Regions from separate parts of the Mus musculus genome. Here region 1 is linked to region 2. A link is a loop called in an ENCODE intact Hi-C map of the cell type or tissue named here. Cell type or tissue: gastrocnemius. All regions are shown on one strand.

Region 1 (8,000 bases), 230 kb before region 2:
CTGATCACAAGGAATCTCTGGTCTTAAACCAGAAGTTTTTTTTTTTTTTTTTTTTTTTTCCAGAAAAAATCTGGAGGTGGTAGGCCGTGCTGCCTATAGTTTATTGCAGAAGCTGGTGTTTCTTCTTCTTCTTCTTCTTCTTCTTCTTCTTCTTCTTCTTCGTCTTCGTCTTCGTCTTCGTCTTCGTCTTCGTCTTCGTCTCCGTCTCCGTCTCCGTCTCCGTCTCCGTCTCCGTCTCCTCTTCCTTCTGCTGCTGTCAAGGCTCAGATAGTTAATATTTTTAGCTCTGTAGTCCACATCATCTCTCTCTCTGTAGCTACTCTGTTGTTTGTGACCAATGTCAGCCTTAGGTCAGTAAGCATGAGGCTGTGCTTCAATAAAATCTTATTTACAGAAAGAAGTGGTGAATCCAGATTTGGTTCATGTACTGTAGTTGGACGACCCTTGTAAAAGCTCAACTATATCAAGTAAAGCATTTTTATTATTCTCTTAACCATTCATAGCTTCTTAATGGCTGCCATGGCACCAGTCAACGTTACCCATGTTCTACCAGGAAGAGAAAGGAAGAGCTGGAGTCCTCATCTACAGCGTTGGTTTGTTGTTATTTGTTTCTTGGTTCATTGACATTCATAAAATGTAAGTTTCTCTTAGTAAGAAAGACTAGAAAGTAAGCAGATCATAGCCCAGCAGCTGCTAACACAGCTCTCCCGCCCCTCCATTAAATCTCCCAGTTCTTCCAATAGTGCTGTGTGAAGCACAATGCAGGAAATTAGTCCATAACACCTTCTTAGTTACCTGATTCTGGTCTCTCTCACCAAACTTCATTTTTGAGTTCTTAGAGAAGAAGTCAACCTCCCAGTCTAATTTTCAAAAAGATGACTTAAAATTTCCAACCCTTGTTTAAAGAATACAAACCACACCAAACACGTCAACAATCCCTTTCATGTGACATGGAGTGCCAGGTGGAGAGCAGAAGGAAGGAGGAAGCTGGCGAGGCAGGAAGAGGATATTAAGTGTTGCTCATGGGACAGTAATAGTTAGCGGCTTTAGGAGGGTGGAGTGTTGAGCTCAAAGCCACTCCGGGCTGTGATTGATGGTGTGTGATGGGTACCAGGAGGTACCTGCCCTGCTCAAAGGTTCGCAGAAGTAGTTTCCATGATGCCTCTTGATCACTGATTTCAATGCTCTGCAAAAGCATTTTAATCAAAGGCAGGACTTTTACTCTAAACCCAGGTATTGCTGCTTCATTTTCCACAGCCTTGCCAGATTCTCTCTATATCTCTCTCTGTCTCTCTTTGTCTTTCTCTGTCTATCTGTCTCTCTCTGTCTGTCTCTGTCTGTCTGTCTGTCTGTCTCTCTCTCTCTCTCTCTCTCTCTCTCTCTCTCTCTGTGAAATGCTGGGGACTGAACCCAGGATGGCCTTGCCTTGTGCATGCTAAGCAAGCACTCAACCACTGAGCTACATTCCCAGGTGTTGTAGAAATCCCCCCCCCCCACTCTGCCACACAGCTTCCCTATCTTGGCTCTTTCTTATCACTCCTTTCCAATCTCCCAGAATGCTTCTTTTAGTGAAAAGAGGACAGGGTGAGAAAAAATATGCCTAAGTCATCACTGAATCAAGTAGAGCTGACAGAGAAGGAGGACAGGACATGCTCCTTAAACTTTCCTCTGTGACCGAGAAGCTGCCTTAGATGATGTATTCTCAGTCTGTGTTCAGAATGTCAATGTTCAGTCTGTGACACTTTGATATGGATGAAAATGGACTCATGCACACCCTCCCCAGGAGTTCTGCAAGGAGTAGGTTTAAGTGTAGGTCTATGGTTTTAGGGGCTGGTTTAAGTAGGTCTCTGGTTTTAGGGGCTGAATTGTAATTTCTGATACAATCTGAACACTTCTTCAATATCCATGTGAACACAGTGTAAGGGGAAATCTTGATTGTCAACTTGTATGGATTTGGAGTGACCTAGGAGAAACACCCTCGCTGAATGTGGGCGTCATCAGCCTGTGGACTGATTAAACATAGAAAGTAAGCATCAGCCTTCATCCTTCATCTCTACTCGCGTCTTGACCTTAAGTTGCTGTGCCATGCCTTCTCTGCTACGACGGATTGAATCCACTCACACTGTGAGCCAAAATAAATTCTCTCATGCTGTTTCTTGTTAGCTACATGGTTGCAGCAACACAAAAGTTATATACATGCATCCATGTGTGTGTGTGTGTGTGTGTATTTTTATAAGAACAATAGGGCAGGGCAGTGGTGGCACATGCCTTTAATCCCAGCACTTGAGAGGCAGGGGCAGGCGGATTTCTGACTTCGAGGCCAGCCTGGTCTACATACAGAGTGAGTTCCAGGACAGCCAGGGCTACACAGAGAAACCCTGTCTCAAACAAACAAACAAACAAACAAACCCTCCCCCCAAAGAACAAAAACAAAAACAAAAACAAAAAAAGAACAATAGGTGCCCAGGCATACACTGCCTGGTCTATAGTTCACTCTGAAAAGACTTTAGTGGGCATAGACGCTTCTTAGCTACAAGGAAATCCTTTCTTTTTCTGGGCTCAGCTGATTGACAATTCTGGCGCATCTCCTTAGACGATCCCTGAAGAATCAGTTCCCTTCTGGGTCTCCATGGGCATGGCTTGTAAATATATCCAAAGCACCTGGCTTTTGGATTCATGACAGTCACACTCATACTTGACTCTAATAATTTTCTTTCTTTCTTTTAAAAAAAAAGATTTATTTATTATTATATCTAAGTATACTGTAGCTGTCTTCACATGCATCAGAAGATGGCATCAGATCTCATTATGGATGGTTGTGAGTCACCATGTGGTTGCTGGGATTTGAACTCAGGACCTTCAGAAGAGCAGTCGGTGCTCTTAACCACTGAGTCATCTCTCCAGCTCTCTCTAATAATTTTCTTTTTTTTTAATATTTATTTATTTTATGTATATGAGTACACACTGTAGTTGTACAGATGGTTGTGAGCCTTCATGTGATTGTTGGGAATTGAATTTAGGACCTCTGCTTGCTCTGGCCAACCCCACTTTCTCCGACCCAAAGATTTATTTATTATTATAAGTTCACCATAGCTGTCTTCAAACACACCAGAAGAGGACATCAGATCTCATTATGGGTGGCTGTGAGCCACATGTGGTTGCTGGGATTTGAACTCAGTACCTTTGGAAAATAAGTCAGTGCTCTTACCCACTGAGCCATCTCAGCAGCCCTCTCTAATAATTTTCTAATGAGCCTTTTGAGGTATTCACACATGAAGTGCTTTGTGGTTGGGAGCCAGGTTCTGTGTACCACCGTCCCCAAATCCTTTCCCCAGCCCATGGCCTGGCTCCCCAAAGGTGTTTGCTGAGAGGAGGAGGGTAGCAGGAAGTGGTTCTTGTGGTCCCTGCCTATACCTGCCATGTGGGAGGCAGCTTACTTATCCTTACGAGACTTCTTTCTGAATCCTACACATGCTCCCCATATAACACAGGCCCCAGCATCTCAGCAGCCTTTTTCTGCCATTCTCCAGATAGACCCAGCTTTGATATTGGATGGTTGGTGGGGTGCTGTGGAGATGCCAAGGTGTCCAAAGGTTCCTACACAGAGAGGGTTCCCAACCACACCATTTCTGGGGTCGATTGGTAAAGGTTTCAGCAGTATTTGAAATCTGGAATCTAAATTTTAGCCACATTGTGGGGTTGAGGGATGAATAAGTAACTGTTCTGAGTTGGTTGAAACCCAGGGCAATGAGGATGTCTGGCAGAGGGCCATGGACTTTGTGAGCCCAGCCTGCCTGCAGAACAGGGTCATAGACCCTATAGTTCCCTGTCTCAGTCCAGAGTCAGCAAGGTTAGAAACAGAGTAACGTTTAGAACAGGACCTGGCCACCTGGGTCTCTTGTTTCTTCTCCAGACTCTCACTGCCATCTGCCAGTGCCAAGGACTTCCATGGCTGCCTTAGGGAAAGTTCAGTGCCAAGGCATACCGCTCCCTGGGCCCTCCTCCCTCGTGTCTGGCTGATGATGACCACATCCCTTTGCAGACCCAGCACAATCACCTGCAGTCACTGAGAATAGCAGTTACAAACCCTCGGGTTGGTTTTCTCTTTTTCCTTTATTTCTTATTGTTTCTTGGGTGGACACTGAGCCGTGAACAGCCATGGAAGTCCTTGGCACTGGCAGATGGCAGTGAGGGTCTGGAGAAGAAACAAGAGACCCAGGTGGCCAGGTTCACTACGTAGTTATGTACCCAGAAAAGATCCCATGCTCCAGTGGACAGTCCCAAGCTAATGGTCACAAGATGGTTAAACACAACGGGTCACTAAGCAAACCCAAAAGTCATGAATCTAGGAAAGGGACAGATGGGGGAGCAGTTTGGCTGAGTCAAGGAATCACTCTAAAATATTGTCAGCCAACAGTTAAGCACAAATTTGTGATCCTGAGTTGTCAATATGCACACATTTTCTGTTTTCTTTCTGTCTGTCTGCCTTCCCTTATATATATACATATATACTTAGATATAATTTATACAATATATTATATATAATGTATAATATATAATGCATACCTATATATTAAATTTATAAAGTTATCTTATATGTTATAAATTATATTAATTATAATATTCATATGTTAATTATATATTAAATATACATTTAAATGTAGGAGTTCTCTGTCTTCGTCTACATCTACTTCTGCATCTACACCTACATGCCAGAAGAGGGCATCAGATCTCTTTATAGGTGTCGTAAGCTACCATGCGGTTGGGGGTGGGTGGGTTTGACCTCAGCACCTCTGAAAGAGTAGTCAGTGTTCTTAAGCACTGAGCCATCTCACCAGCCTGCACAAGAGTTTCTTAATGATTTTGGCCATGCTCTGAAGGACAGGCGGCCCAGACCTTAATTTGTAGCCAGTTTGCTGTTCAAACATTTGGCCACATGGAGGCACCAAAGCACCAGTCTGGTCAAAGTACCCTCCTGTCTGTCAACTCATGGGAACTGGTAGCTGGGGTTCTCGAAGTTGCTTGGGCCTGCTGGTGTTCTTCAGATGTCCCTCACTGCTGTCCAGTTAATAGTCCATGCAACCTCTATGGCTCTGGGACAACGGATACAGTTGCGTCCTAGTAGTTGGAGGTGGACAGAGATCTCATGTCATAACTGAGCTAATTGACTTTAGGAGAGTATTACCTCCACGGCCATTAGACTATTTACTTGAAATACTAAGGGTTCAGATAAGGGACACTTTCTGTTCTCGGGGTTCTGTTTTTGTCTTTTGTTTTTTTAAAATGAAATTTAAATTTCGAGACATTCCCCCAGCTTTGTAGAACTACAATTGACAACATCCTGTAAGGTTTAGGGGTACAATGTGATATTGTGGTATGTACCTGCTGTGCAATGATCACTACAGCTAAAGTAGATATTGTGTCTGGTGTGGTTGGGAACCCCTTAGGAAGACTCAGCCAACTTCAAGGTTACAACACATGGTTCTTAACTATAGTCACCAGGCTGTGCTTCAGTGCTCAGGGGGCTCGTTCATTCCGTGTAATGGGATTTTTTCACACTTTGGCTAATTCAGTGTGCATGTGTGTGTGTGCATGGGTGTTTATCAGTCAGTCAGTCTGTCTGTGCACGTGTATGTGTGTGCATGTGTGTGTGTCAATCTATCAGTCTGTTTCTCTGTGTGTGTGCATGTGTGTATGTGTATGTGTGCACGTACGGTGTGCTTGTGCGTGTGTCTGTCTGTGTGCATGTGAATGAGCCTAGAGTATTGATCCTCAATCATTGCCTATGTTTTTCATTTAATTTAATTTTAGTTTTATGTATATGTGTGTGCACATCCATATGTGCCAAAGCCTGAGGAGGTCAGAAGGGGCATCAGATCTCCTGGAACTGAACTTACAGAAGGTTGTGAGCTGCCGTGTGGGTTCTAGGCGAGCACAGTAAGTACTCTTAACATTTGAGCCATCTCTCCAGCTCTTCCATGTTAGCTTTTGATACAGTGCCTCTCCCTCATCCTGGAGCTCTTAACATCTGGGCTGCCTCTCCAGCTCTTAGCTTTTAATACAGTGTCTCTTCCCCATCCTGGATCTCCAACTGGGATAGGCTATTGGTTCACTGAACCCCAGGGATCCTCTGTCTCTGCCTTTCCAGTGCTGGAATTCAGTGTGTAATTATAGCCAGATTAGAAAAGGTTTATTTTTTATTACTTTTAGTTGTGTGTATGCATAACTAATATGAGTGTGTCTGTGTGTAGGCATACACATGTGATTAGAGACACAAGCAGTGGCCAGAAGCATTGGTTTCTCATGAGCTAGAATTATAGGTGGTTCTAAGTTGCCTGATATGTGTGCAGGGACTGCAACTCAGGTCCTCTGGAAGAGAGGGATGTTCTCTTAACTGCTGAGCCATCTTTCCAGCCTCCAATTCAGATTTTAGTCCTGCAGGAAATAGGCCAGGGCTGAGCTTCTGGTTCACAGAACCTCTGGGTTCTGATACCTGTTTGGCCTTTCCCTTGCCTGTGCGACTTTAGGGAAATCACTACCTTTGTCTATTGCTAGCCCTTTTCTGTTGGTGTGCCATCAACCTGTCTGAGAAAATATAGTCTGTTCCAAGCCTGTGAGCCGAGAAAGGCCTTCCATTGGAGTCTGTTTTGGGGGATGGTAGTCGGAGATGACATCAGTCAGAGATCTGAAGTTTCCAGAAGTTTTGCTCTAGGGGTCAAGTTGAAGTGGTTGGAAATAAGGGTGGGAGGGTGGCTGAGTTTTGGTAGGGAAAATATTCAGACCAGAACAGACCAGAATAGAGATCTGTCTGGACACAGATTCCACACATTCCTTGTAACAGCACAACAGGCCAACGATACAACAGAAACTCTAGGTGGCTCTGTTCGGGCACCTTCAACCCTTCCCTGGCAGATGAGCAACCTTTCATGTAAAGTGCCTTTTACATGGGCTGGAGTGATGTCTCAGTGTTTAAGAGCCCTGGCTGCTCTTGAAGAATACTTGGGGTCAATTTCCAGCACCCACACAGGGGCTAACAACCTTGTGAAACTCCAGTCCCAGAGTTTCTGACACCACCCTCTTCTGGCTTCCAGGGGCACTACATGCGCATGGTGCACAGACATGCATGCAGGTAAAATATCCCTATGCACAAAATAATAAAATAGAATTTAAAGTGCTTTTTAGGACTCTGTGGATTGTTTTGCGTTTAAGCATCTAGATCTCTCTCTGGGTCCCTGCCTCTGAGCAGTGGTTCAGAGAATCACGGGAACTTTTGACTGGAGACACACAGTCCTAGATCACACCTTCGTCTGGAGTGATTCTGTCAGTCAAGGATGAGGGGTCCAAGAATTTGTATTCTTTTAGCAGAGGTACCCAGAATACTATGGCAATGGGAGGAGGGACTGACTCCTTCTCACTTGTGGGTGTGTTCCCGGCCCTTTGCTCTCTTTTGACTCTGCCTTCTGATTTGAATTTATATCTTAGAATATTGTAATTCTGGAAAAGGGATGTAAAAATAGCAATTCTTTGCAAGCAGTGTTTTCTTGTCTTCTGTTTAGTCTAGGGTGGTGTGCTGGCTGTTCCAGGGCTGTGGTGGAATGCTGCTGGTGACATGTCCCCTAGCTCCGCACAGCCATCCCTGTGCACACAGCTCGGATGATCTTGCTGTCAGTCCTAAGTGTGGGGCTGGTAGGGTGCCTCCAAATGCAGGGTTGACCCAGGATACTCATTTCTTTGGTCCCCATGGGCTCCATAGACTGGAACTGAAATTTTGCTTTTGTATTATTCTAGAAAAGTGAGAAATGAAGGACTCCTGGTGTGTAAAATGTAGTCTGAGCTTAGCACAGTCCAGGATACAAAGTAAGTGCTTCAGATGGTCCCTCATGCATGATACACTCCTAGTCAACACTGACCGTAATGCTCTCTCTAGGTGGTCTTCTTCACTTTCCTGTTATTGCTCCTGAGATTGTATGGTACTCTCTGGCTGCTCATTCTCTTTATCC
Region 2 (8,000 bases):
TGATTAAACTGCTCATTTAAAAAATGGACAATTACATATATATTTTTCGTAAAAAACCATCACTATCTTCAAAAGATTTGGTAGGCTGAACCCATAACCATTTCTACTGGCAGCAGGAAACACCGCAGCACCAATCAACTGCCAAGATTACAAAAAAATTGCATGAAATAATTTTTTCCATAAATGTTCATAAAGACTTTAGAAAGCCAGGCAGGCAGTGTTCCCCCGACTCAAATACCCTTTCAGAAGGAAAAAGGGAACGGCAAGCCTAACTACACAGGGAAAGAATGAACACGCATCCCAGGTCGGACTTACTCACTTGTTCACCAGCATCGAGAGGAAAATATTTTTCTTTTTCTTTCCTTTCTTAAAACAGTCTCCATGACTTAGTAATGCAAGTTAGGGGGGGGGGGGGAAGCACAACCATATCGAACATGAGAAATGTTTACCCAGAGACTCATATATTTAAAATCTCCTTTGTATGTAACTTTTCACAATTTTAGCTATGCTATAGTAAAAAAAAATTGCTTAAACTTAGACCACAGTTCTTAAACACATTTCAGCCTTGCTTATAATAGTTGCACATTTTAGGATGTAATACGATTAAAAGTTTGAAAGTGAAGTTTAAAATCTTAGAAGTTCTGCGGAGTTGGAAAGCATTCCTTCGGTCTGCTCTTACCTCCTGCTCCCGGAAGGGCTGGTTATTAACATCTAAGACTCGGATCGTCCTTTTAATGGGCAGGAGACCTCCGATCTCATCATGCGCCACCATGCTTTACAAGTGTCCTTTCAAATCTTTCGGGTTAGTCCACATGCGAGTCAGCCCTGCAGGGCAACGCCGCCAAGGCGCCGGGCTTTTCTTCTGAGAGCTCAGCCTGGCCCGGCAGCCATGCGCCCATGCCTCCGCTCGCGGTGGAGCTCTGCTTCTGCAAAGGCAGCGAGCACGCACGCAGAGCTCAGGAGTCCGGGGCGGGGCCAGGACCCACGTGACTCCCGATAACTGCGGAGGGGCGCGCACCTAGGCTGCTCCGCGAGAGCCCGGAGCTGCCTGAGCTAAGCCGGTCCCTCGCAATAAAAAAGGCACTGGAACTTGCACAGAAAGAGCCGAAGCCCACAGGAGGCCGAGTGAACGCCAGAGGAACCTATCTCAGTTACTTCTCTAGCACTTAGTTACTGACAGAGAACCTCTAAAATTTAGAGATTTCTCTAAAATTAGTGCCTTGGAAAGGGCTGAGTATGTGTTAAAAAACTACGCAGCAAAGACTTGTGGGTTAAAAAATTATGTAGTAAAGAAGAGCCTAGTTACCCAGCAGCACCGGCTTAAGCACAACGGTAAAATTACCTGCCTCTTAAAACAAGGTTCCTATGGGGGCCAAAGGATTCATGGGGGAGAGGCCTATATGAAAATGTCACAGTACATCTGTTACTTTGTGCACAGAAAATCTAAAGTAGTTCCTGCTCCCCCCACCCCCTTTTTTTAAATTCAAGGACTGACAGGGAACCACAGAGGGCACCTTCAGTCCACTCTATTCCTATTGGACCACCTGGTCCTGGGAAAAGCTAGACGGGCCTAGTTCAAATTTCCAGGATCAGTATACCGATCTTGGTGTGAGACATTTATGCCATAAAAACACACAGCAGGATCCTCCCCTAAACTTATCTTGATATGGTCTTCATAGGTCCAACAGTCCAGCTTACAAAGCCTGGCATTTTAAAGGGAAGAACAGCCCCACCCCAGGGAGAGCCACCCAGGAGAGGCCAGCTGCCAACTTGTCCAAAACTTTCCTATATGGAAGGGCACTATTTCTCAAGTTAGGACCTGAGATATAGCGGACTTCCTCCCGGATTTGTTTTGCACAGTAGGTAGGCCCATCTTAATTAACAGTGTGCAGATATTATATGCTGGGAAACTGGAAAGCTACAGTGAAGTATTTACAAGTGTAAAATAAGCCCTGTATGAAAAGGCACAACTCTAGATTCTTGGGTGATAAAGTGTAGGCTTTGTAGCCGAGACCCTAGTGTGTAACGGCGGAAGCAGGCTGTATGGAGAGGCAGGGGTAAAAGCTTTTGCAAGTCCAAGTAAGCCGTGTAGTTAGCAAGTGCCATTCAGGGCTACCCTCCTGCCTGACACGTGGGTGGGAAAGCTCGCAGGGAAACTTCTAAAGGTTGGGCTTCCAGGTTGGGCTTCCGTGAACCTCCAATGCCTCGCTGCTTCACCCAGGACTGAGTAAGAGCACAAGGATGAGGAGACAGACTCCTTCCTACAAGGCCACAGGCTGATGACCTTGCAGGCACCTGGGGCTAGAGGTGTTGAAGGTGATTAAAGGTGACTGGGAAACCAGGCAAATCTCAGAAGGCATAAGGTACCAAGAGCTTGAGGACAAATGCAATGTGTCAACGATTTTAAACATATGAGCAACTGTTTCACAAGTTGAACAATGATTTTGCAAGAAAATACTAAATTTCTTTTGATCCACTGCATCTGAAGGAACAAGAACACACAACTGAAGCCACTCAGTCAGATCTGGAGTCATTTGGGAGGGGTGTGGAGAAGATATCTGCATGGATTTTCTTTGGAAAAATCTGAACTAAAACACAGTCCAAGGGGTAAATACTGGAGGAATGACCACCGGGGAAAAATAATTCTGTAAACGAAAGAGAGAGAAAGCAAGAAGGAGGGGAAGAGGGAAGGGAAAGAGCTACAGATCTTTACTGAGCATCTCAGATCTGTCAGCAGGGACAGAGGTAAATCCTGGCAAGGGGGCGGGAGAATCAGTGGCAAACAGTGAGGTGAGACTAAAGCATGATTTACCAATGTACAGCCTAGCACCACCTTGTCCAGGAAGGGCCATGGCTATGTCTGTATCTACACATTCAGGCCACCACCAGGGTCTCGCAGGGCTCTGCATCTTGCTGTTTGAGTGGTGGAGCCTGCTTTAGAGTTGATGACTATTTGTAAAAGCAGCTGGTACACGGCTTCACTTGGAGGCACGTGAATATCATGGACTTTCAGGTAAGATCAAAGGTCCTTCGAGATAATACAAATAAATAGTGTAGGCCAGCAGGACCCGCTGAGACACTTGGTCCAGTTAGCTTCCTCAGTTAAAAACCAACGCAAGTGAGGCCAACAGCATGGCCACACAGTCCCAGCAGGGAAGAGAAGGAAGTGCAGTGGGGTTAGGAAAGAGGCTGCCAGGGATTCTCATGGGTCTCTTACCCAACGTCTTCTCAAAACTGTTTTTCCACTTAGCTCTGTGTGAAGTATGGCCAAGATAAGGAGGGGAAAGGATAGTTTTCATTTCCGTCTTTCAGCTGGGACCCTAGAGGGAAAGACTGATGTCTCAAGCAGAAAGTCTATGTGAAACAAACTGGATCTAGCATAGTGGACCAGTTAAAACCAAAACAGTTTACAGCAAACAAACGAAAACAACAAACCTTTGGCCAGTAAACTCTTAGTTTCATTTTAATGTGTAGGTTTGTGGTCTAATCTTGAACAAGACAACTAGATAACGTCCCAAAGTCACAACATGGACATGTCCACGTTCAGCTGGCACAGACTAGTGACCCATGCTCTTCAGTTTACTCAAGAGGAAACTTAAAGGGAGGGGTGAAGAACAGGAAGGGAACTCTGTGTTACAGCTCCATGCATGTGACTTTATTTAATAATGCTACAAAGCATCACTGCTGTCACCTTGAAGACGGAGAAAGATGGGAATTTAAGAAACTTATCCAAAGGTGCTGGTGACTCCGTGCCTGGAAAGAGTTGAACGTGTTCAACTTTGTTGTGGTATATCTTCCAGACAAGAGACCAGGCATAAACCCCTCAGCATATGTTCTGGTAACCTACACAGTGCGTAGAAAGCACTAGAACGAGGTTCAGAAGAGCGAGATTTCAAATCTAAACCTCCTGAGTCCTGTGCCGATGTTCATTTAATAATGGCTAATGTCTTAAAGAGGAGACCACAGGCAAAGGCTGGGACTTCAGGTGACTTACAATAACAGGATAGGCACAGAGATAAATTAGTTGGTTAACGTTAGGAGAGGCCTTATTTCAACCAGTGGTCATGCCCAGTGAGGCTCTCAACAGCAAGGTTTTCCCAGTTCTTGACTGATGGTACCATGGAGGTAATCAGCCGGTTGAATTTCCATTGTGTGGGGAATAAGATGTGAAAAATTAAAATTTATCCTTCACTTATCTAAAAATAGCACAGCTTGGTAAACAGAATCAAGTTTCTGATAAAGTTACTGGTTTGCAAGGCCCAGCTTTAGTTAGAGAACCTTGTTCTGCCTGGATGGAAAGGTCACACTGCGTCCTCTGTCTACCAAAAGGGGACTGTTAGGCTATCCTTATGCCTACGGTGAAAACTCAACCTACATTTAGTATGAAGTAAACTCAACCTTGAAAGTAAAAAACACTTTTTGCTGTAGGTACTGCTTCCTTTTATCAGGTAAGTTGGCAAGCAGGCTCAGGACTGCCGAAGACCAACTAAGTTCTCTGCTGCCCTCTACAGGAAATACTGTGAAATGCAGGGGCAGCCTGCTTTTCTCAACATGGTAATCACGTTTGTTTAGGTTACTATATCGATGATTACATAAACAAGTTTTTCATTTGAAGAAAAACATAGATTATTTATACCTCTGACCCTCATGTAAACATTTATTTAAATGTTGTATAGTGCATAAAACACATTCCACAGATCATAAATACTTCAGGACCTTTTCTAAATGCAAGGAACTGTTCTATTTTTAAAACTCTAGACTTAAAAATCACAAATATGTAACATGTATTATTTTTCTACTAAAATAGATAAGTTATAAATAACATTCAAAAGTGTTACTAAAAAAGGAAGCACCAATAAAGAAATGGGAACTTTTGAGAAATCTACTACTAACAAAAAAGTACAGAAACATTATGAAAGAAATGAGTAATGAAGTTATTTGTGGATTTGTTTTTTAAAAAGTCACTGATTTAAAAAGTGTGTGTATTCAAGCTTTAGTAAGTACTTTGGTGTAGAAAAGAGCTTAGCTGAGGTCAATTAAGTGCTATTGAACAAGAGTACAAAAGATGATGTTTGCATCTTGTTCTTTGTAAAGATAACACAAATACCAAGTAAAATGAGTACTGCTGTTTGTGGTGACTTTGTCTCAAATACACAGGATAATAATAATTTCCAGTAGAGTGTATTAGTTCCTATCTTGAGATTTATTATTATTATTATTATTATTATTATTATTATTATGTGTGTGATATGTATGTGTGCAGATATGAATCAGAGGACGGCTTTAGGGCCTGGTTCTCTCCTTCCACTGCGAGTTCTAGGGATCAGACTCTGGGTGTTTGGCTTGTGTGACCAATGCCTTGACCTCCTGTGTCATCTTGCCAGGCCACATCTCTTCTGATACACTAGGATGCTGGTTCCTCCCATTTTCTCTGAACCTAAACTGGTCCAGGTTGCTGCATCTTCAGCACTCTTCCCTCTCCTTACTCTGAGTTCAGCCCCTGCTCCTGCACTGTATCGTGCCTCACCTGCACTGCACAATGCCTCACCTGCACTGCACTGTCCTTCACCTGCACTGCACAATGCCTCACCTGCACTGCACTGTCCTTCACCTGCACAGCATCGTGCCTCACATGCACTGTGTCATGCCTCACATACACTGCACTGTCCTTCACCTGCACTGCACAATGCCTCACATGCACTGCACTGTCCTTCACCTGTACAGCATCGTGCCTCACCTGCACTGTCCTTCACCTGCACAGCATCGTGCCTCACCTGCACTGTATCGTGCCTCACCTGCACTGTATCGTGCCTCACCTGCACTGCACTGTCCTTCACCTGCACTGCACAATGCCTCACCTGCACTGCACAATGCCTCACATGCACTGCACTGTCCTTCACCTGCACTGCACAATGCCTCACCTGCACTGCACAATGCCTCACCTGCACTGCACTGTCCTTCACCTGCACTGCACAATGCCTCACCTGCACTGCACAGTGCCTCACATGCTCTGCACTGTCCTTCACCTGTACAGCATCCTGCCTCACCTGCACTGCACAGTGCCTCACATGCTCTGCACTGTCCTTCACCTGTACAGCATCGTGCCTCACCTGCACTGCATTGCTTGCCTTCCACCGTGCTCGTTAACTGTTGCTGCGTGTGGGACAGGTGACACAGAGGGCATCTCTGACTAAAAGCCCACAGGAGCTGGCAGGTAATAAGCTCCCCTCTTTAGAGTCTCTTGAGGAAACAACTCCACGGTGCATTTTACATGGCTCTTCTGTATGTCCCAGCAAGAACAGCTCTGCCAGGGGTGGAAGTTGGCTTAATTACACACATCACATGTTCAACTCCCATTTCACTGTCCATCTAGTACCTGAGAACACATCTCAAGATAGGCCATCTGTCAGTGAGAGCTCATTCCATGGTGGGATCCCAGGCATCGTCATCTACACTGTGACTGGCCTTACAGACAGGACGCACAGGGTTTCTGCAATCGAATCACTCAGTGTCACAACAGTGGAGAGCATGGTTAGGCTGGATTGAGATAATGCAGGGCAAGGCAGCAGCTTTATAAAAAGTGCCGACAAGTGACTAATAGGGGAAAACTGTAGTTTTAATGAACTGATTTACATTTTAAATTTTAATTAATAAAATTGATTTTTACCATTAATCTTTAAAAGCTCTGAAAAAATATTCAGCAGATTCTTCTTAATGTTTTCTGAATCGTGGTGGCAACAGCCAACTTCAGCGTCCTTGCTGTCTGAGTCATTACATTTACGCTAAGATCTGAAGCAGTACCGCATGCTAGGAAGAGACACTGACAACAGCCATTAGGCAAGGAGCAGACTGGGGCACGGTGGCCTCCTGCATGCACACTCAACTCATGAGAGCTTCTTGTAGGGCAGTGGCGAAGGACAGTGGCTCGTGGTACACGGGAGTGGAGCTTCTTACTCTGTCCACTGGACAGACGCTCACCCTCACTGGATAAGATCCTTTGGCATCTGGTCTATGACTATTTATCTGCTCTGTGTTCTTGGAACCTTCATTGGATGACCACAAGAAGCAGTTAGTTTATGAGGGGAGGATAGCAGTCCATATTCTCTTTCATGTTCTGAGATTAACTGTCTTGTTGCTTGCCACAGACTTTGCAATGACCCCGATAGTCCATAAAACATTATGTTAGTCTTAGGAAACAGGAAGTGTTCTGGATGCCTTAGGAAATAAAAAACATGGCATGAAAATTCAGAGGTTACCACACTGGGGAAGTTTTAATAGAGCTAGTGGCTGGAGGCTTTCTGGACTCTCCTTTGAAGGACAGGCAGCCCTAAATTTCATCCACCAATCCTAGAACACAGCAGTAGGCAGGGCCCAACAGTTTTTGGGGGAGCATTCTGCTGCATCTGGGAACTCTTTGATCCGATAAGGAGACAGCCTGAAAGGGTGACTATCAAGATACTTTCAGAGTCTTGAGGTTTGGGTGGGACTGTGAGCAAGAGAAATCTCTGTGGCAGGCCATGATTTAAGCTACCTGCTTTATACAACTGATCCAGTCTGATGAGTTAATAACAGATAAGAATGCTGTGTGATACCTCTGGCAATGTCAGGAACAGTTTCAGAATGCAGAGCCCTAGGATGTTAGAGCAAGGTTAATGCCTCCCACGATACAAAACTGCTGGTTAAAACAGCTTCGGTGTGCTGGCGAACCAAATAAGGACTTAGCACCCTATTACAAATAGCATGTCATGACATCAGAGCTGCCCATATGAGCAGTGTCAGGCAGAGTGAAATTAAAGATTGGGCAAGTGTCAGAGCAACCTATGATATGACGGAAATGGCCAATTGGAATCATGCTTGAGCGACAGTACAGGACACCAGTAAATTATATTAATTCATGAACCAGACCACCACGTTACCTGGTGTACTGATACTTTAACTATAATTGGTGGTAGGGCAGCCATTCTCGACAACAAATTGACAGAATATAAATGAGCTTCACA

The links. Peaks named below come from ENCODE experiments on the same cell type or tissue, not always from the same donor. Only the 100,000 strongest peaks of a DNase experiment are listed, where the experiment ranks them.
Region 1: it touches region 2 in a loop (8-fold over the local background); 38 of 42 quality-filtered maps call a loop at or near these places.

The regions. Positions count from the first base shown.
Region 1 is chr13:3,660,646-3,668,645 of GRCm38, forward strand. No RefSeq gene overlaps it. Among named protein-coding and RNA genes, the nearest start is that of Asb13, 31 kb to the left of the region's middle. In gastrocnemius, a CTCF peak has its summit at 4,902 (motif pointing right); DNase peaks (open chromatin) are centred at 3,812, 3,939, 4,217 and 4,927; H3K4me3 peaks cover 234 bases; H3K27ac peaks cover 232 bases.
Region 2 is chr13:3,892,614-3,900,613 of GRCm38, forward strand. The region is part of intron 3 of Net1 (neuroepithelial cell transforming gene 1); the gene reads right to left. Among named protein-coding and RNA genes, the nearest start is that of Net1, 22 kb to the right of the region's middle. In gastrocnemius, no CTCF peak of the experiment used is centred here; DNase peaks (open chromatin) are centred at 952 and 4,508; H3K4me3 peaks cover 1,976 bases; H3K27ac peaks cover 3,725 bases.